Regions from separate parts of the Homo sapiens genome. Here region 1 is linked to region 2. The links are chromatin loops, found by intact Hi-C in ENCODE. Cell type or tissue: heart right ventricle. All regions are shown on one strand. Each heading gives the region's core, and the rest is flanking DNA. Links, peaks and the distances in the headings are about the cores only. Region 1 has its middle 35 kb from the start of TLL1. Region 2 overlaps LINC01179 (long intergenic non-protein coding RNA 1179).

Region 1 (11,814 bases), core at 2,358-10,357, 71 kb before region 2:
GCATGAGAGCTCAGGAGCAGGTTTTTATTCCTAAATATAACTTAAAGTAGAGCTTTTGAAGAGCAGGAAGGAAGAAATTATCGTTTGCAACGAAGCTGTTACAATACGACCACCTTAAAACTAATTTTCTGATGCCGTGTGTGTGTATATGAGTGTGTGTATGTGAGCGTGTGTGTGTGTGTGTGTGTGTGTGTAGGATACTCAACGAACAATCAACCTCAGAAATTTGGCTCTGATCCATCCTGGGCTGCCAATAGAGACCTGGCCGGAAAATGAACTCCATTAATTAGAGTGCAGAGTCAAACATGGTTTTATTCATTGGGCCAGACACAAGTCAGAAAACAGGCTTGATGTTTTTCACATTAAAGAAAAAGGATGCACAGAAGTTACATTATTAGGAAATTTTTAAAATTTGATTGAGAAATGTTTCAAAAATGTCTATGTAGGAAGGAAAGTATTTTTCAAGCAATGCGTATATAAAATTAATTAAAATATAATACAAATAAATCTTTCTATTTTAATTAGCTGGAATCCAGTGTAAATTTTTTAAAAGGCAATAATGGGAGGCAGAAGGGCTTGCATGCTAGGAAGAGGATACAATGGGGTGTCAACAAAAGAACAGAGCGTTCTGAATAGGACTTAAGATTGAAGTGAGGGAGTCAAGTGCTTCTCTAGCATTCAGGAGCAGGAACTGGGCTAGATGAAGGCCTGAAAATACTAAATGTGAATACTCACCCCAAACTAATTTTCAACATATTCATCAAATATTTTATGTTTCCAAAAATAAAACTTTTTAATTTTTTTTGAAATAGCAAATATCAAATTTTAAAAATGGTACCCGTGCTTTGCTCTTGCTCCTGGCATAGCACAGTTTACTTATTGGGTAATCCTGGATAGTGCGGCACTAGGAAAGGGAACTCGGAGGTGCAGAAGGTGCTGGAGACCAGCATGAACGCTGTAAGTGGCGCAGACATCATGCTAACAAGAGTGGAGCTTTCCCATAATAGAGGTGTATTGCTTCTGGGAGAAAAAGTGAACTAATTGGTTCCGAGTTGAATGGTTCTAACAGAGAAGGTGTTTAGTCCTGGTTTGCAGTGAGGCATATGCTATGTGAGATGTGGAAGACTGTGTTTCTTTATCTAAGTAGTTCTGAGAATGATAACAGGAAGTCAAACCGTGATCCAAAAGGTATATTTTGAATTCCTCTATCCCATCAATAATAACTTTCATTTTTTCTTTCACATTTATCGTGGCTCTCATTTTCCAACCTTATTTGTTTAGAGGAGGCTTAGTAAGCCTAAACCAAGGCATTTGAACACATACACACTATTTCACTATCACTCACACTTGAAAAAATACAGAGGAGAAAACCTATTAGGTTAGTTGTATAGCATTTTCAATATGGTTATTGTTACCATTATTGATTTTTCATTATAAACCTTTACACAAATAAAAAGAGGTATGAATTTTACAGGGGTCTTGATCCAATGGACACACATGGTATTATGAGTTTAGTTTCTCTTAGAATGGTAACTAACCAGAAATGTAATCTACAAAATTGTCAATAAAATATTTAACATTACATGTTCTCCCATAGTGAGAAATCAGACAATCTTTTTCTGTCCTTCAGACAATTGAGTTTAGAATAAAAACAGTCAAGACAGCAAAAATGTCACTTTCCATGAGGGCATTTATTATTCCTTGACAGTGATGGAAGTGTATTCAGAGATCTAGAGTGCCCTTGTGTGACATTAACCTGCTGATGATCCATTCCATTCACCTAAGCTGAATTAATAGTCAGAAAAAAAAACTCAGGTAAATATTAGCAGAGGAGGCTTTCTTATTCTTTTTATTTTTTTATTTTTTTGGTGGGGAGTAGAGATGGGGAGGAGCCAACATTTTGTGAAATATCCATTTAACAGAGAAACCTCCTACATAGGATCTGAATCTATTTTTAGTGCTTTCTTGCTCACGATTTTACAAAGAATGAGCAATAGGCCAATATAAGCCCGTGTATTTAGAATCTATTTCATTTGGAAAGAGAGGTAAGCTACGACATCGGGTTACCAGGTACTTTGCCGGCTTTACATTTGCTTATGTTTGTCCCTCCTGGCAGTTGCTTACACTGATTAGGTGCATTAATTCAAGGGCAAAATTTCTTAGTCACAAAGAAAATTGCATTAGTGCCCAATGACTATGGGATCATTCAGAAAAATAACCTGAGGATTTATGCAGCACCAAGTTAGCTGGATGTTTGGCATTGATTTTTTTAATACTAGATACGATTGTATTTTCTTAAAGATTGAAGAATACTTCTCCAGCCTACATTTACTAGGTAACAATTTCATGAGTCTTTTGTATTATGTTTTTCTCCATATAGGAAAAAAATGAATATCAGTTTTTAGATTAGACAGGCAAGAGGAAACACTTGAACATACCCTGTGTATACCAGGAATTGCACAAGATGCTTCCCATAATTTACTTGATTTAGTTCTCAGAAAAGCAACGTGTAAGCATTATAATCTTCATTTTGTGGTTAAATAAACTAAGAGTTACAGAGAAGGTTATTTGCACACAGTGTTTTAAATTCAAAGAGCTTCTGTTAGAATTTATTATGATGGATTTTAAAAGTCCTGCATATCATGCCGTATTGTACAATCCCACGGAAACAACTGTTTGCTGCTCATAGGCACATGAGACACTATAGTTGTGATTCAATAGTACAAGCATTCAGTATGTGAATGACGTTTTTCTGCCTTCTAATCCTAGATGTGAGCTAAATATGATTGAGTGTCTTTGGTTATATGGGAATTTAAATAATACTAATTTGATGTCATTGTTATTGCTGCATTTTATAATATTGTTAGACATATAAACAGAACTGAAATGTCACTGCAATACTATTTTTTTGTCATTGCTCAGTTCTCCATTGACTTTATCATATAAATTAAACTTTGGATTCCTCTAAGATATTTTTTCTTGTCTAATACCTCTTGTGATTTTTTTCTCTCTTTTTAAGGCAGTGTAACTATACCTACTTTTGAATATACTGTTATGCCAGCTCCTTCTAGAAACTAGTCTCACAGAGTCAATAATTTCACACTGAAGTAACCCAACAAAATGTTTGATAATACACAAATATACTAATAAACCATACGGTTTTCTCACTAAGAGTGATTCTGTCACCAATGATTGAAATAGCTGCTTTTTCCCTCTGCCACAACATTCTGGATTTTTTGTTGTTTCTCTTGTCTTCTCTCTTCAGTGACCTCCCCCTCCCTCTCTTCTCCCTTGCATCTCCTCCTCCTCCTCCTCTTTCTTCACCCCTCTCTCTTTTCTTTCTCTCTCTCTCATATGTTCTCTCTCCCTCCACCCCCTTTAGTAATCCTATCTCTGTCTGTATTTCTCCCCCTTTCTTCCCTTCCTCCAGTAAGGTAGTTTTTTACAACCTTGCCTTTTTCTAATTAACACCTACAATGGGCTGGCCATCGTCCTAGACTTTAAGCACACAAAATATTGACTCAGTTCATGTTTCCCTTCTTTCTTATTCTGTTAAACTTCCTCTCTTCTTGAATCCTGAGCTAAAGACTCCATGAGAGCTCCCTCAATTTCCTCCAGACAGAAATAATCCTTCTGTATTTCTGCTGAAAGAGTATATTAATTATAATATTTTGTTACAATGAAATAATGTTAGTTGGGGTTGGAGGTGGTATGATGTGCGCCCCATCATGGAGATTAGCACAGGATTAGAATTTTGTGGTAGAAAATTTACTAATGGGATATGTTAAATGTGGATAAGCAAAAGGTGACTACATCCTGTAGCTACTCAGACTGCCTGTCACTTACTCTGGAGAGCAATATGGAAGCATGGAAGATGTGTGAACGATGTTAGTCTCAGCATCCAGAGACCCTGGTCCAGGTCTTGCTTCTGTCTCTTGTTAGCTCCTAGCACTGAGTAATGGATTTTATCCTTTTGAATCTGAATTTCTGTACTTCTGTATTCTGAACATCTGTAAAATCGATAAACTGTCTAATAATTAGACAACTCCTAATGTCCTTTCCCTTTATAAATCCTAGGATGTGAGAAACTTTAAATGCCTTGAGGAAGTAAATCTTGGTGGTTTATCCACTCCTGTGTTATAAACTACCTTGTCTCCAAATGCCAGCAAGGTTTAAGTATACCTGATTTAGTAAAGTTATTTTCTCTTAGTCTTACTTGCTGTCTGGCTGTGGTAGGTAAGGTTTTTGTTTTGCTTGGGTCTTGTTCCTGTTGCCTCTCACTGTGTCTTGAAAACAATACAGTAGTTTGAATGAAGTGAGATGAGGATAAATATTGTCCTCACAGCAATGGTAGCCAAAGTTCAGCAAGTAGAGAGTGGGATAATGGCCCATTTCCTCTTTTGTATAAGCATGGGTGGTAGCCAAAGGTGCTCTGTTGAATTTTGCTTCCTGTATACACTATGTATCATTGTGTGTGCTACTCGGGCCAAACTTTAGAGACTATGCCAAGTGGAATTTCACACCAGGTTTGGAGGAAGGGAAAGACAACAAAATGAACTTACTTCCCCTCTCTTCACCCTATTCCCACCATTTACCAAACAAGAGGGAAGACTCATATATAACAAACATTTTCAGTGGAACACAACTCTAATTGGCCAAAAGGATGAATCAAATAATGATTTGTTGTTTTTGCCTTGTGTCCCAGCAAGAATTCCAGGCGGTCGTAATCAACTTGATCATGACGGAGGGAACATGCTTTCCTGCCCTCTACTGACAGAAACACTCATTATGACTAATTTCCCAGCTTCCAGTTATCTTGTGATCTAATAACACACCTGTAAATGGGGCCTTGTGTACTTCCAGATTTAGTGTGGATACCCAGATAATGCTGAGGATGTATGAGATGAAAAACAAAACAAAACAAAACACACACACACGCACCTCATCAGTTAAGTGGAAAGGGGATTTGGAAGGAACTAAGCATAACTACAGAATCATGTCAGGAAAAGTCAGTGCAGGAAAAAGATAGAGGACAGCCAGCAAAGGAAAGGAGCCCCAGACAGCTGCAGAGGTAGAGAATCATTGTTTAAAAGAGAGCTTTGGCAAAAATCGAACCAACGAATAGGTGAATTGGAGAGCAACCAAAAATGTGGGGTGGATGGCTTATGCTCTGTGCCTCAGTGTTGCCATCTTAAAACGGCGTCCACATGAAAGGGTTACTTTGGAGGTTGAAGGAAGTAACACAAAACATTTAGCTTCATATATATTAAGTGATGCAAAAATAGAAATTATTGTTATTAATATAATGATAGTAAAGAACGGGTGATTATTTCATGAACAACTTAAGAAAAAGCATCGTTCTTTTGGCCTAGAAAAGGGAGAGATTGTGGAAAATAAAAGGGTGTAATCATCTTAAACTACAGAAAGAAGAATGGAGGTAAATCCTAGGGTGAGAAAATAAAATATAAAAGACTTCATAAATACAATTATGTATAATTTCATTTTATCTTGACACAGAGAAGTAAATTAAAAAAGGGAATTAGAAGCAAATCTAACAATCCAAGATTTTCACATTGAGAATTTTCAATTACATTTAAAAAAAGTCTTAGGCAGGAGTCAGAGCAACTAAAAAAATAATAAATATGGAGGCAAAGGCCAAACAAAGGAGAACAGGGAAATCCTGGAAACTTCTATTAGCCTGCGTAACTTCCTTCCCAATTATACTCATGGAAGATATATTAGTAGAACAATTTGTAAACAGCTTGATATATTCCAAATCTGACCAATCACAGCTAGCATTTTTTTTTAAGCCAGGTCATCATTGTCCTTACCAGGGATACTGGTATCTCTATGTGAGAAATTTCCAATGACTGTGGAGTTAGAATTCTCTGGCAGAATCAACTGGCTGCTTTCCATGATAGTATATCCTCTCCAGACTGAGTAAAGGCATTGTCTCATTTCAATGAACTGAAAGTGTGTTTAATTATGAGATGGAGCTCTAGTGTGCAGTAAATAAAATAATTTGTTAAATCAGTCTTTCACTTTCTGAGAGTTTTAGATGTCTGGTGAAAAAAGGGCAAGAAATATATATACACAAAAAAAGCTCATGAATAGAAACATCTTAGGACACTGTGTGTGTGTACCCCACAGACATATATACCATATCACAATATGTATATGTTTTCCCATAATGGAGGGGTATTGTTATTATAGTTGTTGCTGTTAAAAAAGAAAAATGGGCTGGGCGTGGTGGCTCCCTCCTGTAATCCCAGCACTTTGTGAGGCAGAAGCAGGCGGATCATGAGGTCAAGAGATTGAGACCATCCTGGCCAACATGGTGAAACCCCATCTCTACTAAATATACAAAAATTATATTAGTAGTGTAGTCCCAGCTACTCAGGAGGCTGAGGCAGGAGAATCCCTTGAACCCGGGAGGCAGAGGTTACAGTGAGCTGAGATCATGCCACTGCACTCACTCCAGCCTGGTGACAGAGTGAGACTCTGTTTAAAAAAAAAAGGAAAATAAAGAAAAATGAAAAGTTGGAGAGGAGGCTAAGTATAAATTGTGGAAATGCAGACATTGGAAATGTGTGCTCTCCCATATCTGCAGCTATAAATAATTATGAGAAATGAATGGGTAATGGAGTTCAGTTAAATTTTGTGTTTGGAGGGCAACTTGAAGATGAGACTGAATTTGAAAGTGAGCTATAGTTCAGATCTGTAAGAAATCATAGTATGCTTAAAAATCCTGGATATCATCTAGAATGTAATTTTTTTAACTATGTAATTTTTAAAATAGATCTAGTTACTGAATTTTCAGACATTGATATGTTTAGTTCATGGCTCACTAGATCCTTGGTTCTTTGATAAATGAGATTCCTCAGCTTGAGAAAAATTGTTGTTTTACTTTGTGGAAATTGTCCTTTATTCCTGATAAAAATGCCGTAATATATGTCTTTTTATATTCCATTGTTGTCTAATAAGTTGAAAAAGACTGTTTTGGATTCTCCATGCAATTAATTTTTATAGGGAAGGGTATCCATAGTATAAGAAAAGAGATACTTTTCATGTATAGAATGATGGGAAAATGTTATTTGTATATGCACAAAACTTACTTGACAAGATAAAAGGGTTAGCATATATAATATTATCCATGCAATCCTGAATATGTTTAAATCCCTAGCAAAGTTTTCTCTTACCAACATACTCATTGTCATTCTTTGTATTTACAAAAGAGAGTATGTTAAATCTAAATGTTCATGCCTGTCACAGACTCCAGCTAGACAACCTAACCTGAGCTGTACAGAGGTCTTGATTGTATTTCATGAGACATTAAGACAGTTTGGGACGGGCGCAGTGGCTCAAGCCTGTAATCCCAGCACTTTGGGAGGCCGAGGCGGGCAGATCACGAGGTCAGGGGATCGAGACCATCCTTTCTAACACGGTGAAACCCTGTCCCCTGTCTCTACTAAAAATACAAAAAAATTAGCTGGGCGTGGTGGTGGACGCCTGTAGTCCCAGCTACTCAAGCAGGAGAATCACTTGAACCCAGGAGGCGGAGGTTGCAATGAGCCGAGACCGTGTCATTGCACTCCAGCCTGGGCAACAAGAGCGAAACACTGTCTCAAAATAAGTAAATAGACAAACAAAACATATTTATAACAGGTATTTGCTGCTGGTTTTTTTGTTTGTTTGTTTTTTGCATTAGAATAGTTTTCTAGTATGCACAGAATTCAAATGAATTCGTGGTCTGCATATTAACAAACTGGTAGACTGGAGATTGGCATATGTAACTAAAGATGAATTATTTGAAATGGAACATAATGGAAAGATAAAAAAGACTTGAAAAAAAGAAGGCATATTGTCTAAACCATCAACGATGGGTAAAAACAACTGGAGTGCAGGCTTAATAATAGGTAATGAAAAATGAGGGGATAATTAGGTGCTGTCAGAGGGATGAGAACAGCCTAATTGTATTTAAATCTGCCTAAAAAGGTAAGCAGCACTTTAATTAAATTTATAAATAATACTAAATTAACAGATATTACAAACCCCAAAGGTTTTTAGCTTGCTTTCCACTCCAACTAATTTTGTAGGCAGATTAAAAAGGCTGTTTTAATCATTCCTATCTGACTAATCTAACTTCTAAAAACTGAAAAACATTCTATTCTCACATTCTCAATTCTGTACATTTCCTCTGCTATATCTCTAATAGATCTTAGGGATTTATCCCGAATTATGTAGAAACAACCACATGGGGAGACTTCTGGTAAGCATCGTGGAAAAGCAAACATGAAGCTGAGACAACAGAAGTTACAAAAAATACATCTAAATGTAAGCCAAATATAGTTAGAAATTTTGATTCATTCAGAGACAGGCAAATTAAACTTGAATGTAGGCCATAATCTAAACGATGTGTAAACATCTATATAGTAAAGGAGATTTAACCAGGGGCCATCAACCTAAGCTTAAAGACACGTAAGACCTTAAGGAGCTAGTCAACACTAGCTACAACAGAAAGACACTCAGTTAATGCAGATCACCCTGAAGACTTCTCAGGCAGGCTAATGACGTGTTTAGATAGGTGCACCTGGATGTTTATTCCCAGACTCAGCTGTACCTCATTCCCAAATGCCAGAAGAAACTATTTGTCATCAGAGAAGTTTGCAATTATAGCGCTCACGTCACAAAAAATTTTCCATGAGAAACTCAATTTTTTTCCCAAACCTAGAAGCTCATGATTACACACAACATCACAGCAAAGTCAAGATGAACTCAAACAGAAGGATTCCTGATACATTTTAAATATCCTATGTGGTCATGTCATGTTGGCCAAAATCCAGTGATGCTGACTGTATGAAACCAATATATTTAGTAGAGAATTTGAATCCCAGACAAATATTGAAATAAATACTTTCTTCAAAATGGAGAAACTTCATTATTTACCCAACATTCACAACAAACAGTGTTTTGATCATTGCTCATATTTTTGCTTCCTGAAGGAAAGCTTTGCAACTAGAAAAAAAAAAAGTTAGGTCAAAGCTCAATTATCTAAATACCTTTACAATTCTAACTTGTTTACCATTCTTTAAGTCATTTCCAGGCTTAACAAATAATAGTAGCTTTTCATCATCTCAGCTTTGGGCTTGTGGGAAAATTATTAGACAATGAAATAAATTAATTCCCCACCAAAACGTACAAAGTTTAATATAAACAGCCTTTACCAAGAAAAAATATAGAAAGATTTTTTTTAGTTGTGTGCAGATCCAGTCATTGTTGACTCTGGGAAACAGTTGACTTCTTCCTCTAACTGAAGGCAGCTTCACTCAAAGTCTCATTTGTTCACCCTGCACCTATTTCCTAGGAATTCCTCAATCTCCCAGCATCTTTTCTGATAATTGTACCATCTACACATTAAACTAAACTTGTTCCTTATTTCTCTAGCGGCTCTTCTCCCAACTTTTCCAGGAGATAAGTAATTAATTCAATAAGCAAATTTGGCTGAGTGTGACGGCTCACGTCTGTGATCCCAACACTTCCAGAGGCCAAGGCAGGAGAATCTCCTGATACCGGGAGTTTGAGACAAGTCTGAACAATAGTGAGACTTCTGTCTCCACAAAAAAAATATAAAATTTAGCTGAGTGTGGTGGCATGTGCACCTGTAGTCCCAGCTACTCAGGAGGCTGAGACAGGAGGATCACTTCGGCCCAGGAGTTTGAAGCTGCAGCAAGCTAGGATTGAGCCACTGCACTCCAGCCTGGTTGACACAGACCCTGTCTCAAATAAATAAATAAATAAATAAATAAATACATACATAAATGGTGAATATTTATTAAGCAGATACATTCGCATATAAATAGTAGCTTTGGTGGGCTACTGATGAACTATGTTTTAACCCTAAATAAGGAAGGTACAACGCAGTCAGGGCTCTGATCTGTTAGTATTTTCCTAATTTTAACACCTAGTCTAATATATTAAGGGTCAGCATTCTTCAAAATGAGTTCCAGTAACATACTTTAAAGCAAAATATCATTGAAATATAATGGAGGTAAGCTTCATTCCTACTACCTGCACTAATAGTATCACTACCGGGTACTCAGAGGGATTTCACATGATAGACACTTGTGCAGGGAATTATTTCACTGGTTCTATTTTCAAGAATCTTCCTTGTTCAAGAGTTAAATCACTATTGCTTTTGTAACATGTGACAGATTTGTTCTCTTCTCTCTCCCTCCCTCTCTCTCTGCCAACATTGGCACCCTGGTTATTCTCATGCTGCTTTACATAATTGGTCTCTGAATAGATGAAGCTGCCACCTGTTCACAAATATAACAAATCACTCTCCTTTGAGAGTATGATTTTACTGAATTGCGATGGGATAGTGGGCCTGGACAGCACATTCACATCTGAATAAACCTATATTCACCCTTCATTCAGTCTGGTCATTTCTCCTAATAGTGTAAGTACTATATTTAACTGATAACAATGTAATTATTATCTTGATCTTATTTTGATTTTAAGTAATTCTTCCATTTTACCCTTTTCACTTTTTTTCTTTAGCTACTTTACATCACTTCCACCGAGAATAAGCTATGTCCAGATTACCCAATCAAAAGCAAAGTTAGCTCTCCCCAAAGACATTCCTCCAATATAAAATAATCATGATATCACATTTCTGGATCTTCATTCTTCATCTTGCCTAGTTCTAAGAATACGGGCTCTCAAAATAATAATTTTATTCATTTTTAATGTATTGAAGTCATCTAAAGGTTTTTGAACAATGGGGAAATCAGCATTAACACATAGCTAGAAATGCATTGTGTCTTCCCATTGTAAAGTGTTTTAAAAGATTTAAAAGGATTAACTGTCATTATATTACACAGCAAGATTAAGTGGCTAAAGAAAATCTCATTGCTGCAGGGTATTTCTAACCACATCCAAGGTGGTAGACACTGTCACCTGTAAAAGAAATGATGAGTTAGTGGGTGCAGCACACCAACATGGCACATGTATACATATGTAACAAACCTGCAGGTTGTGCATACGTACCCTAGAACTTAAAGTATAGTAAAAAATTAAAAAAAAGAAAGCGTGAAGAAAATTTACAAAGTCTCCTCAGTTGAAGACTTGGTGACATGTAACTTCTACTTGAAATAAGTGATTTAAGAGCTAAATCAGATCCCACTATATCAAGAACATTACCCTATTTTCTACCAGAAACGTTCCCAGTGCTATTTGTAAAATACATACCAGAAAAGGACTTTAACATGATAGTGAAGTTGACCTGATGACTAGAAAGAATACAGACACCCAACAACAACAAAAAAGGATAATATGCAAATTTCCCCATCTTTGAACATCATCTAAATTCTTGATTCCTAAAAGGAAGGGTAGCATTTTTATCCAAAACCTCAAAAAGATGTAGGAAATGTCTGATAATGTCTTTGACTACCACACCTAAATAGCAAGTGAGTTTTCCACCCCCCAAACTCCAAGTTTTATAATTACCATGTTTTATGACATGGTATGTGTGAAAAAACATACATATAATATAAAACTCTGTATAATGCATAACTTAGTTCATGTCTCTAATATAGATATTTAATCTTACAAAGTGTGTCCTGCTTGTGAGTCTTCATAATTTTCAAATTGGAAGTAGCCTTTGAAATTGTATAAACTTTTTATTTTATAGATAAAGAAACTGAAATCCTATAAAATCTGTAAATCCAGAGAGGGTTGCTCCATAAAAGGAGTGACCACATCTATTTTATTGATTCTTGTATCCCTATTGCTTCACAAAGTGGCATGCAAGCA
Region 2 (11,814 bases), core at 2,575-10,574:
AATTTTTTTAAAACAGATTTTTAAAATGTTACTATTTATAATAAAAACAAAATATATTGTTCCCTAAGACTTATTCTAGCAAACCTTGTGGAAATCTTTCATGGAGAAAATTATAAAACTTTCTTGAGAGGTTTTAAAGTTGATCTACACAAGTGCGGGAGATAAATTTTATTGTATGGGAACATGGTATCACAGTTTTAATTCTCACTTAAATTTATCTATCCATTTAATGTAATTCTCATCAAAGTCCCTAGAGCTTTTTGTAGACTATAGCAAGTGATTATATAATTTAAGTGAAAAGCAAATAGCCAAGGAAACAAAAAAACATTCCTGAAAGAAGAATAAGGTGGGAGGACCTGCCTTGTAACTATTCTGTTTTACTTAAAGCTCTAGTAAGTTGGAAGCTGTGGGGTGGCACAGTGATAGATAAATTGGTCAGTGAAACAATAGATGACCCAGAATCAGATCCATGATTATTTGGACATGTATTATATGGGATAAGGATACTATTTAATAACTGGAAAGGGAGGCTATTCAGTAAACAGGGACAGTTGAGTGTCCATGTGGAAAAAATAAAATTGGATCCCTATCTCACCACACATGTGAAAATCATTTCCTGATAGATTAAGAATTTGTGAAAATCAAACTTAAAACTTTTAGAGAAAAAAAAAGAAGGAAAACATGGTCGTGGGAAAATCCAGTCTTCTCAGAGTAGTGAAGAATTTCTCAAGAACACAAAAAACCTTACTACAAAAGTAAAGACTGATAATCCACACTATTTTAATACTTTGTATTCACTGAAAGACAGCATAAGTGAAGTGAAAAAACAAGCCACAATCCGTAAGAATTTATTTACAACACACTACCAATAAACAGTATACAGAATATACGAGTAATTTATAAATGTACTGATTTTCTATAAATCAGTAAAATGCAGATAATGCCATAGAAAAAAAAATAGGAAGAAAATAACTACAGGCATTTCCCCAAAGAGGAAACAAGAATAGTGAAAAGGTATCTAACATCATTAATAATCAGGAAAATGCAAATTAATAGCAGAATGATATTTTATTTCATTTCCCTAGACAGACAAAAATCAAGAAGTTTAATAATACCAAGTATTGGTGAAGATATAAAAGCAACAGATTTAGGAAAAAAAAGAGAAGACTTCCCACTAAAATTGAAAGTGTTCAGGCCGGGCACGGTGGCTCACGCCAGTAATCCAGTACTTTGGGAGGCCGAGGCGGGTGGATTACTTGAGGTCAGCAGTTCAAGACCAGCCTGGTCAACAAGCTGGGCGTGGTGGCACAGGCCTGTAGTCCCAGCTACTCAGGAGGCTGAGGCAGGAGAATCGCTTGAACCCTGGCGGCAGAGGCTGCAGTGAGCCGAAACCGCGCCACTCCACTCCAGCCTGGGTGACAGAGCCAGACGCCGTCTCAAAAAAAAAAAAAAAAAAAAAAAAGTGTTGATAAACTATAACTCCACAATTCCTCCAGGGACTTACTTTAGAGACAGTTTTGTATATGTGCATCAGAAATAAAAGATTATTCACATAATCAGTTCAAGTATCAAAAACCTGAGTGATCTCAAATATCTACCAGTAGCAGAATGGATAAATAAATTACGGTATATGCATACAACAAATCATTGTAAGTCAGTTACATACAACAACGATGACTCTCAAAGATATGATGTTGAGTGAAAAAGTAAATTCCAGAAGGCTGTGTAACAACATTTTTAAATAATGGAAGAATACACAATATGGTATTCAGGGCTGTACACACATGTAATACAACTAAAATTGGTAGGGACGATGTCAAACATTCAGAATAATGGCTATACCTAGAAGGTGGGGCAGGGAAAACGGATAGGAACAGAGTGTAGAGTATTGGATATGTGCTGGTTCGTTTTGTCAATATGCCTTGTAAATCAAATCTATTTCACATGTATTTTTTGGACTTACAAAATATTGTGAAAATAATGGAAAAGAAGAAGGCTGGGCATGGTAGGTAGCTCATGCGTGTAATCCCAGTACTTTGGGAGGCCTAGGCTGGAAGATTGCTTGAGACTAGGAGTTTGAGACCAGCCTGGGCAACATAGAGAGATCCCATTTCTCCATTAAAAAAATTTAAAAATTAGCCAGGTGTGATGGGGCACACCTGTAGTCCTAGCTACTCAGGAGGCTGAGATGAGGGGATTGCTCAAGGCTACGGGTTTGAGCCTAGTGAGCTGTGATCACACCACTGCACTCCACCTTGGGAAACAGGGCAAGACCCTATTTCAAAAAAGAAAGAAAGAAAAAAGTTAAAAGACGAAAGTGGTAAGAGCTGATTAAATGGAGCCTAAAGAAGAATTTTAAACTGAGGGAATAAAAATAATGTTGAGTCACTATTTCTCTTTTTTGGGTTTCAAGAATATTTTATGGAATGACAGGGAAGGCAAATCAGATGTCATTATTTCTCCACATTACAACCCAGAATTCCAAAGATTAGATACTTTAAAGTTAAGTTGCATAAAAATTGTATTTATTGTTCATACTGATAACCGTTTTTCTTTACTATATTTATTTATTTATAAATATTAGAGGAAGGCTTTTTTGTGAAAAAATGCAAATAAAGAGTACCTACAAATTAAAAATCTACAAATGTGCATACACACACACAAATTATAAAATATTTATACAAAATATTTTAGAAAAGTTACCTCTTATTATTTTTTTTAAAGAGCTTATGTTTTTAAAGGTGATTTTAGTGTGGAAGATTTGAGGTTTCATTCTTAGATAACTTAGTCTGGGAGTTGATTCTACAGCTGCAGAATCAGTGAATCTTGGTGATCGCTTGTGCAGAGGTCAGGGCCAATTGTCATACCACGCCTCTCCTTCATCAGAAAATTGTTTGGGTTTCCGGAGTCTGATAGCTGACTTCTTTCTGTAGATGGATACAAATACCACCAAGTCCTTTCCTCATTCTTGCTTTCCTTATCACCCATCCACCCTTTTCCTATATATACACAAAACCACCCAGTGAAGATCCTGAGAAGTATTTGCAAGCAATTTGCAGGATTTTTGGTGTTTTGTTGTTGTTGTCCCTGTACGTTGTGACTCCTGTGAAAAAAATTTTTTTCCAGTTTTATTGAAGTATAGTTGACAAATAAAAATGTGTATTTCAAGTGTACAGGGCCAGGTGTGGTGGCTCACGCCTGTAATCCCAGGACTTTGGGAGGCCAAGGCAGTTGAATCACTTGAGGTCAGGAGTTCTAGACCAGCCTGGCCAACATGGTGAAATCTCATCTCCACAAAAAATACAAAAATTAGCCAAGTGTGGTGGTTCACGCCTGTAATCCCAGCTACTCTGGAGGCTGAAGCAAGAGAATCACTTGAATCCAGGAGACAGAGGTTGCAGTGAGCCAAGATCATGCCACTGCACTCCAGCTTGGGAGACAGAGTGACACTCCGTCTCAAAAATTAATAAATAAATAAATGTGTACGATGTAATGATTTGATCTCCATGTACATATATATAGAGAGAGAAATGATTACCACAATAAGTTTTATCACATTCATCACCTCACAGTTACCTGTTGCGTGTGTGAGAATGCTTAAGATCTACTCTCTTAGAAATTTCAAATACTCAGGATAGTAAGTGTAGTCACCATGCTGTAAATTAGATTCCCAGAACTTGTATTTCTTATAACTGAAAGCTTAAGACAACTGTGTCACCTGCCCAATACTTCCTAAAGTATTTGTTCTGAGGATCTGGGGCAGGTGGTCATTGCAGGATGCTTGCAATATTGCCCCGCTAAATTCCATGATGAACAGTCATTTATTCTGAATTTTCAAGGATATGGTCTATAAATTTTCTGATACAAAATGATACTAAGGATGATACAATTTAAGTTACCAGCCAGCATCTTTTCCATGCCACTTAAGAACCAGCTCAGAGAATGAGGCCTTTTGGCTTGAAATAGATCTAGAGGATGGGGGCCAGATGGAAGGGACAAGTCTAGGAATGGCACCAAGGTCAAGTTTCACCTATGTGGCAATTCTGTGAAAGTTCTCAGTGTTTTTATTCCAAGCTGAATTATTTCATCTCCTATTGTTATAACTGGAAAACAGAAAGGAGTGTATTCAAAAACTACCTCCAAAAGTTAGATTTGTAGATTAGGATGGAAAGTATAAGGTTTCTGAAAAAAAAGTTCCAAGAATTTCATAGGAGGGTCTAGGAGTCTTAGAGGGAAAAGTACTAGAATCAGAATAATAGTACCTTGTTGAGAACTTCCCAAATCAATTAATTGGTTCTAATTACTTCTAAAAATTAGGGAGAACTCCTGCACTACCTTATCTTAACTACTGTGAAGAAAAACAATATAAATGTTTTAAAGGGCACAGTTATTTAAAATGTTATCTTTCTGGTAACAAAAAATAATTGTGATAAGAGACCTAAGTTGTAAACTCAGAGGTTAAGGCCATTTATTTTTTTAATGCGTCAATATTCATTATTTTTATTTGTATTTTCTAAATGAATTCCTAAATATATTTCTAAGTATATTAGGTGATCACAGTCAGACTAAGGTTTTTTTCTTTTTCACTTTTATCTCCAGGAAAAGTCAAATTGTAATTTGAAATAACCATTCAACAGCTTGCTTTTTTTTTTTCAACTTTCTAGCTACAGTACTTGTTTCCAAGTACTAGTTGGTAAAGAGAGGAAAAATTGAAAAAATAAATAAATCCAAACAAGGGGTCTATGTAAAATGTCCTCTCTATATTTTGTTCTGATTTTAATGAGGCAATCATGAATCTGGGAACTTGAGGGGAATGCTGGGAACTTGCTGTAACAAACCAAGGTTAAGAAAATTCTGAGTAGCCAAATCAACATTATGATATAGGCAATTAGAATTTCTCAGCATGAAGTCTTAAAATACAAGACATGAATATGAATCAGAGGAGAAATGCATATTTTCAGAAAAATAGCAACTCCTCTGAAGGGGTAAGGAAATTATGGTAATAGTAAGAGAAAATAAAATGACCATTCATTCATTCACACATTTAACAAATACTAATGAACACATGTTGTTCCAGGCAGGAGATATAAAAATGTCTAAGGCATGACACTTGATTTTGATCTCTAATCTAATATGTGTGAAAATAAGATCAGATAAAATATATGTGGAAATAGTAGAACTAACAAATTGTGGGTGAAACCTGTGTGCCTTGTGTATGAATCTAAGTCCTTATGTACTCATGAGCAGTAAATATCCTTGCAAAGAATGTTACAGAGACAGGATATTTTTTTCTTCATGCTGAAAGTGTAAAATGATCAAAATTGCACATTTTATATTTCATAAAGGACAATATTACTCAACCAGAAAATATAAGCGGATCCTCCTAACCAAAACAAAGGGAGATGTTTAGCCCAAGTCCATCCTTTGATGAAATAATTGGTAATTGGGAATGGGGCAGTGAGTGGTGGCATACATCCCAGCTCTGAGGATTTAGAAACAGCTAGATCTCATGCAAGCTTCCTGGATCTGCCCTTATTTTTGATCATAGACCAATAAGGTAGAGAAAACCAACTGTGAAAAGATGGCCCTCATGTGATCCAGGAACAGGAAATGTCCCTCTTCCACTCTTCTTTCTCCTCACCGCAACCTCAACCTCAGTTGAAAATAAAACTTACAATTTGAAAACGTTATTTATTCATCTATTAAACAAATATTCGTGAAGCACTTAGCAATGGACCAAGAATAATTGTAAGCATTAGAAATATCACCGTGAACAAAATGGTCACAACACTTGCCTTCATGAAGATTACAGTCCAGTGTTGAATGTAATTTATCAAATATTTATTTAATTCTCTTGTGTTTTTTGTTATTTATAGGTTCTGAAAGAAGCATGACACTGTCTCTGTCTTCCAGGAGTTGACAGTTTGCAGAGACATATACATCAAATTTTAAAATGTAAGGCAAATTAAAAAATATAAGTGATTAAAGGCAAAACTAAATAAAATTAGGTGCCTGAATGTACAATTAAATAACAACTGAGCGTTTCTCAGTGATGGCTACTCTACTCAGCATGACACTCAGAGCACCAGCCAGGTAATGTCTTTTGTCAGACAGGTGGTGTCTTCCTCTGCCATCTGTCCCTGGAGTGCATATAACAGAGAGTCAGGGACCCTGGAACTTCCAAAGAGAAAGAAAAATCACACTAGTGTGGATAATTGCAAGAGAATCAGAAATTTCCATCTAGAAGCCAAAAGTAGTTCAACTGACATTCAATCAGTAAGGAAATAGAATAACTTGCTCCATTTAAAACATCAGCCAACCAAACATTAAATAAACAAAAAAGACAAAATAATCATATGAAAACTAATTTGAGGACAACAACGCAACTGATCAATTTTCTCTCCTATCTTAGTCCTGATCGGGGCTTATTCTGAACTCAAACGGAAAGTAGGAAATGTTTTCTTCAGACCGCCACTGCGTGTGAGTTGTTCTCTTTTCTTTTTATATTATAGTACAGTTTCCCTGGGTTAGGCTTGTTCAGAGAGCCCAGCCCAGGCACTGTCTCTCTGTGGAGAGCCCTTTCTTGCACCTGTCAAAATTATGTTAACCTACCCGTGTTCAAATCCAGTACTGTGATTTTGCCTATTGCCAATTAATTTGGAGCTGTTGATTAAGGATATTCTTTACTATGTGACTGCATAAAATGACTGGATCCTTTTTCTAGATTTTGTTTTTTTAATTTTTTGCTGCTATCAGTTGATTTCCTTGCTCATGAGAACAGCTCTCTCCTCGTGGAGCAGGAAACATGGTCTGGAGCTCACTTAAGTGGTAGCAATGACAACACCACAATAACAAAGCTTTTCAGAAATAAGCAGTTACTTATTTCTGCTGCTGCCTACTTCATCCCATTTCCCCCCATGTCGAAGAAGCTTCTACTTCCTTCTGTCATTCCAATCAAAACAGGTTGTATAGTGCTAATTACTGAGAGCTGGTTATCCTACTCCTTCACACCTTGACCGTTAAATAATTCTAATAATGTGATGAGCCTGAAGGGTGAGGATGATCGTCACACTTCCAAGCAGCTGTGCTAACTGTTCTCTCCCGACCTGGGACAGTTAATGTCTTCCTTTCTTGATATTTATGTCTTGGGATTTGTTTACCTTCTTTTATTTATTGATATGCTTATTTTCCCCCAACGTGCTCAAAATAATAACTCAGTTATGTTTTCAAAAATAAAAGACAAATAAGAAAGAAAAAAACAAGCTTATGAACACAAAGTCTGAAAGATATTGCATTATAGTTATAATAAATACACTTTGGACTTAAAAAAAATTAGTCAGTTTCCATTAACTAATCATCACACATAAATTAGTAGCTTTTCATGAGTTATCATATTACAAGGCTCATATTCGAATTTTAGTTGCCTCTACTCTGTGCAGCCTCAAAGACTGTATGCTGGACAGAGCATGCAAATTCTTGAATAAGGCATAACGTGCACAATAAGAAATTAATTTTTTTATTGATAAATCTTTAGACAATGCTATATATTGTTTAAAATGTACCTTGCTGATTTTTAACAAGAAACAAATCACAGAAAAATCTAATGTTGGGTTTAAAAAAAAAAGAAAAAAATAATATTTTGAAACAAAACAAAATAAAAATGACTTTATCTTCCAAAGCCAGAGTGCAGCGCTAGCGGCTGAGTGGCTGACCCTAGTTTTCAGTATATTCTCCGTTCTAAGGACATTGACAGGAAACGGTCAGCCTGGAGATACAATGAAAGGAAACCCAGCAGTGAAGGTTTCACTGATAACATGTGATTTGAAGTCAGTGAACAGACCTAGCGGTCATTCACTTGCTTAGGCCAAAGTGTATAATAATCCAAAGGCTCCATTAAGATCTTGTCACAAAAGCCCACGGAAGATGGTATTTGACTCAGGGGGCAGGGCAGAACATTTTCCTACTAATAAGTGTGTTGCAATAGCTGCTATCAATATGAAGGCATTATTTTACAGCACTGTGTTAATCTAACATATGCTTGACCTAAAAATGCATATGTTGTAAATAAAAGAGGCCTAATTTTTCAGGGGAGCTCCTTTAATAATAAAGCCTTGACTAACCAGAGCAAAACCCTCTTCTTATCTGCTATTACCTCTCTCCATCTATCCCTATTTTCCCCTTTACCTTGGGAGAATAAGCTACTCTTAGTAAACAAAATTACTGAATTTCAATATTTTATTTTCACCACTTTGGATAGAACTCTTCCTCTGATATAATGTCACTATCCTGTTTTGTTAAATGAAGTATGTCCTATGATCAATCACTTAACTCTTTCTAACATCAATGACTATTCTGAACTACATTCAAAAGCCCGCTTGTTCCTGAACTATGCACACTATGCAGGCCCCAACAGCTTAGATTTGTTGTTCTATCTTTCCATAGTATTTGTATTATCTTGTTATCAAGGTTGCCATCTAATAAAATGTGAAGGATTAAGAGTCTGAATCCTCAGATAGAAGTGTGCAAGCTATTGGTCACCTTTCTCAACATTTCTCGTTTCTTTCTTTGACTTTAGAAAGTTAATAAATGAATGTGTTAAATTATGGGTAGAAATAAGAGAAAATGAATGCTGTGGAGACTTGAGGACTCCCATTGAGTAAGTTTTCTTACTCAGATTCTTGTAACAGATTGCTGTTACTCAAATATCTCTTTGGCAGCTTTCCCAGTTTTCAATAGGTGAGTGTGGTGTAAAACAAATTGTAACAAGGTAGGGGTTTTTCCATCTGAGTTAGACCAAAGAGCTGCATTACCCAATGGAAATATAATGTGAGTCAAATATTAACTGTAAATTTTCTCCTAGAAACAATAAAAAGGTCAAAAGAAACAGGCAGAATTAATCTTAATGATATACTTTATTTAACTCAATAAATCCAAAATAGGGCCGGGCGTCATGGCTCACACCTGTAATCCCAGCACTTTGGGAGGCCGAGGCAGGTGGATCATGAGGTCAGGAGATTGAGACCATCCTGGCTAACACGGTGAAACCCCATCTCTACTAAAAATACAAAAAAATTAGCCTGGTGTGGTGGCGGGCGCCTGTAGTCCCAGCTACTTGGGAGGCTGAGGCAGGAGAATGGCGTGAACCCAGGAGGCAGAGCTTGCAGTGAGCCGAGATCTCACCAGTGCACTCCAGCCTTCCAGCCTGGGTGATAGAGCGAGACTCCATCTCAAAAACAAAAAATAAAAAATAAATCCAAAACAGTGTTATTTAAACATATATATTTTAAAATAATGAGACATTATTCATTTTTTTCATAATAAGTCTTTGAAATCTGGTGTATATCTTATAAGTACAGCATATCTCCATTTGGACTAACAACCTTTCAACTGCCCAGTAGTCACAGGTGCTAGTGGCTATTGTATTGGACTGCACAGGTACACAGGATTTTTTCTTTTAATTTTTATGTCCCTATGGATCAAACCAATGGCATTTTAAAAAGTTATATAATGAGGGATTTCATGGAAAGGTCTATTTAAACCGAACTTGTTTGCCGAGAATTTTAGGTGGAAAAATGTGTTCTGTTCACTTGGGGCAATAGAGTGTTGATTTTGCTGTTAAATTATGATCTCCTGAGTTTAGATTTTTCTGTGTGATAGTATCGGAAGTGGCTCTTCAAATTAGCACTTCATGATAATGTCAAAAGTATTCATGTAGAATGGCTGAACTCACTCTTTTTGGATATTAATTATAATTAAAGTGCATTTTCACATACAATTTATCTAACGAATCTTTGTCATTCATTTCCTTTGTGGCAGGCTGAGAGATGAAGAGTTGCAAAAACAGACAGTTTCTGCCCTCAGGGAGAATCCATTCAAATAAATGAGAGCGGTATGAATCAAACAATCAGGTAAATAGATGTAAAATCACAACGGTGAGAAGTACTGCAAAAAACTACACTGTCTCAGGAACATAAAAAGGAGGTTTGACCTAGTAGGCAAGGTCAGGGAAAACTTCCTTGAGGAAATGGTGCTTGAGCTGAGATCTAAGGGATGAATAAGCCTAACCAGGCAGAGAGGAACTGGGAAGGATACACTGTGAAGTTTGATATTAATCTTTAGTTTTGTTTCATGAAGAAACTATGGTTAGGAGAAAACTTTTCACTGTGCCCAAGAGAATAGTTCTCGCCCAGATTGAATTCTTGGCATTTCTTCCTGAGAGTCTCTCATGAGCCCAGCACTGTCTTTTCCTGTAACGTTGGTGCCAAGTTACCCTTGTCTCTGCTTAGACATTGAGTCCACTCCAGGACTGGATATGCCTTTGATTTCTCCTTTAAAATGTAATGTGTGGAATAAACATGAATAGGAATTTCAATATAATTAATTCATCAGCTGGTGTAAAAGCTTTTGAAACATATTAAAAATATTTGAAGATAAAGAACTCTTACAAATCAGGGTTTTTTTTTTGCTGTTTTTTGTTTTTTTTGAGACTGAGTCTCACTCTGTCACCAGGCTGGAGTGCAGTGGCGTGATCTCGGCTCACTGCAACATCTGCCTCCCTGGTTCAAGCGATTCTCCTGCCTCAGCCTCCTGAGCAGCTGGGACTACAGGTGGGCATCACCACACCTAGCTAAGTTTTGTATTTTTAGTAGAGACGGGATTTCACCACACTGACCAGGATGGTCTCGATCTCTTGACCTCGTGATCCATCTGCCTTGGAGTCCCAAAGTGTTGGGATTACAGGCATGAACAAATCAGTTTTTAAAAAAGCAATTCAATAAATAAAATGGGCAAAAGACAAAAACAGGCAATTCACAGAAGATGCACAAATGACAAGAGCACATGAAGCAGTTATCAAAGAAATAAACAATAAAGCTTAAATATTTGTTTAGCTTGACTTACTGACAAAGACAATAAAGAACATTGCATGTCTCTAAGGAAACAGTAACTCTAAGACACTGCTGGTAGAAGAATAATTTGCAGCAACTTTACTGGAGGGCAATTAGTCAATACACATTTAAAAACTCAGAGTTTTAAATGTGACCTAGAAATTCCACTCTTGGAATTTGTCCTGAGAGACTAATAAGAGAAGTGAGAAAAAAATGTATAAATTTAGAGCTATGATAGCTATAAAGTGGAACCCACCTAAATATCCAATAAGAAGGGAATGGTTAAAAAATATATTATGTTAATAACAGTAAATATATTGCAAAATGTGACATACATGTGCATTTATTCATAGTGAAGTATATTCACAGTATTCTTGTAAGTGAAAAGCACAACAGAATAGAAAGCAACATGAAGAATATGATTCCATCTTTTATACAGACTCACACAATTTATGAATATCCTTACATTAGAACAATTTGGAAAATATAGCAGATTTTTAACATGCAATGGTGTAATTAATTATGTATAATTCATTTTATTTTTACTTATCTAAAATTTCTACTTTTTGTAGAAATGTTTTCTTATACTTAAGAAATACATTGTTTTTATAACAATTCTTCCTCTTAAGAAAAATTTTGAATAAAAGACTTTTAAAAAAGAAAAAAATATATATTACCTATTATGTTACCATCCAATGACAACTGCATTAATGGGAAGTATTTCCCTTCAGTATTTTTAAGGATAACCAATTTTTTAAAACATACTTAACTGGGCTTCTGAGACCAGTATTAAGCCTTGCCTGAGGGACAAGGTTTTACAGAGAATTTTCTAGTATCCAATTACAGGGTTTTTCCATAATAGGAGAATAACAGTTTATAATTAGATTGACACTTTAAGCTCTGTCCAGATACCCTTGTGAAAGGAGAC

Evidence for each region. A loop is a pair of places that touch in the nucleus more often than their neighbours do. Peaks named below come from ENCODE experiments on the same cell type or tissue, not always from the same donor. Only the 100,000 strongest peaks of a DNase experiment are listed, where the experiment ranks them.
Region 1: a loop joins it to region 2, with 2.5 times the contacts of the local background. A loop is called at or near these places in 3 of 110 quality-filtered maps.

Annotation. Positions count from the first base shown.
Region 1 is chr4:165,832,774-165,844,587 of GRCh38, reverse strand. No RefSeq gene overlaps it. Among named protein-coding and RNA genes, the nearest start is that of TLL1, 35 kb to the left of the region's middle. In heart right ventricle, for the core only: no CTCF peak of the experiment used is centred there; no DNase peak of the experiment used is centred there; H3K27ac peaks cover 2,786 bases.
Region 2 is chr4:165,762,179-165,773,992 of GRCh38, reverse strand. It overlaps LINC01179 (long intergenic non-protein coding RNA 1179), which reads right to left. Exons shown (of 6, transcript NR_121676.1): 6 at 11,215-11,814. Among named protein-coding and RNA genes, the nearest start is that of LINC01179, 83 kb to the right of the region's middle. In heart right ventricle, for the core only: no CTCF peak of the experiment used is centred there; no DNase peak of the experiment used is centred there; H3K27ac peaks cover 464 bases.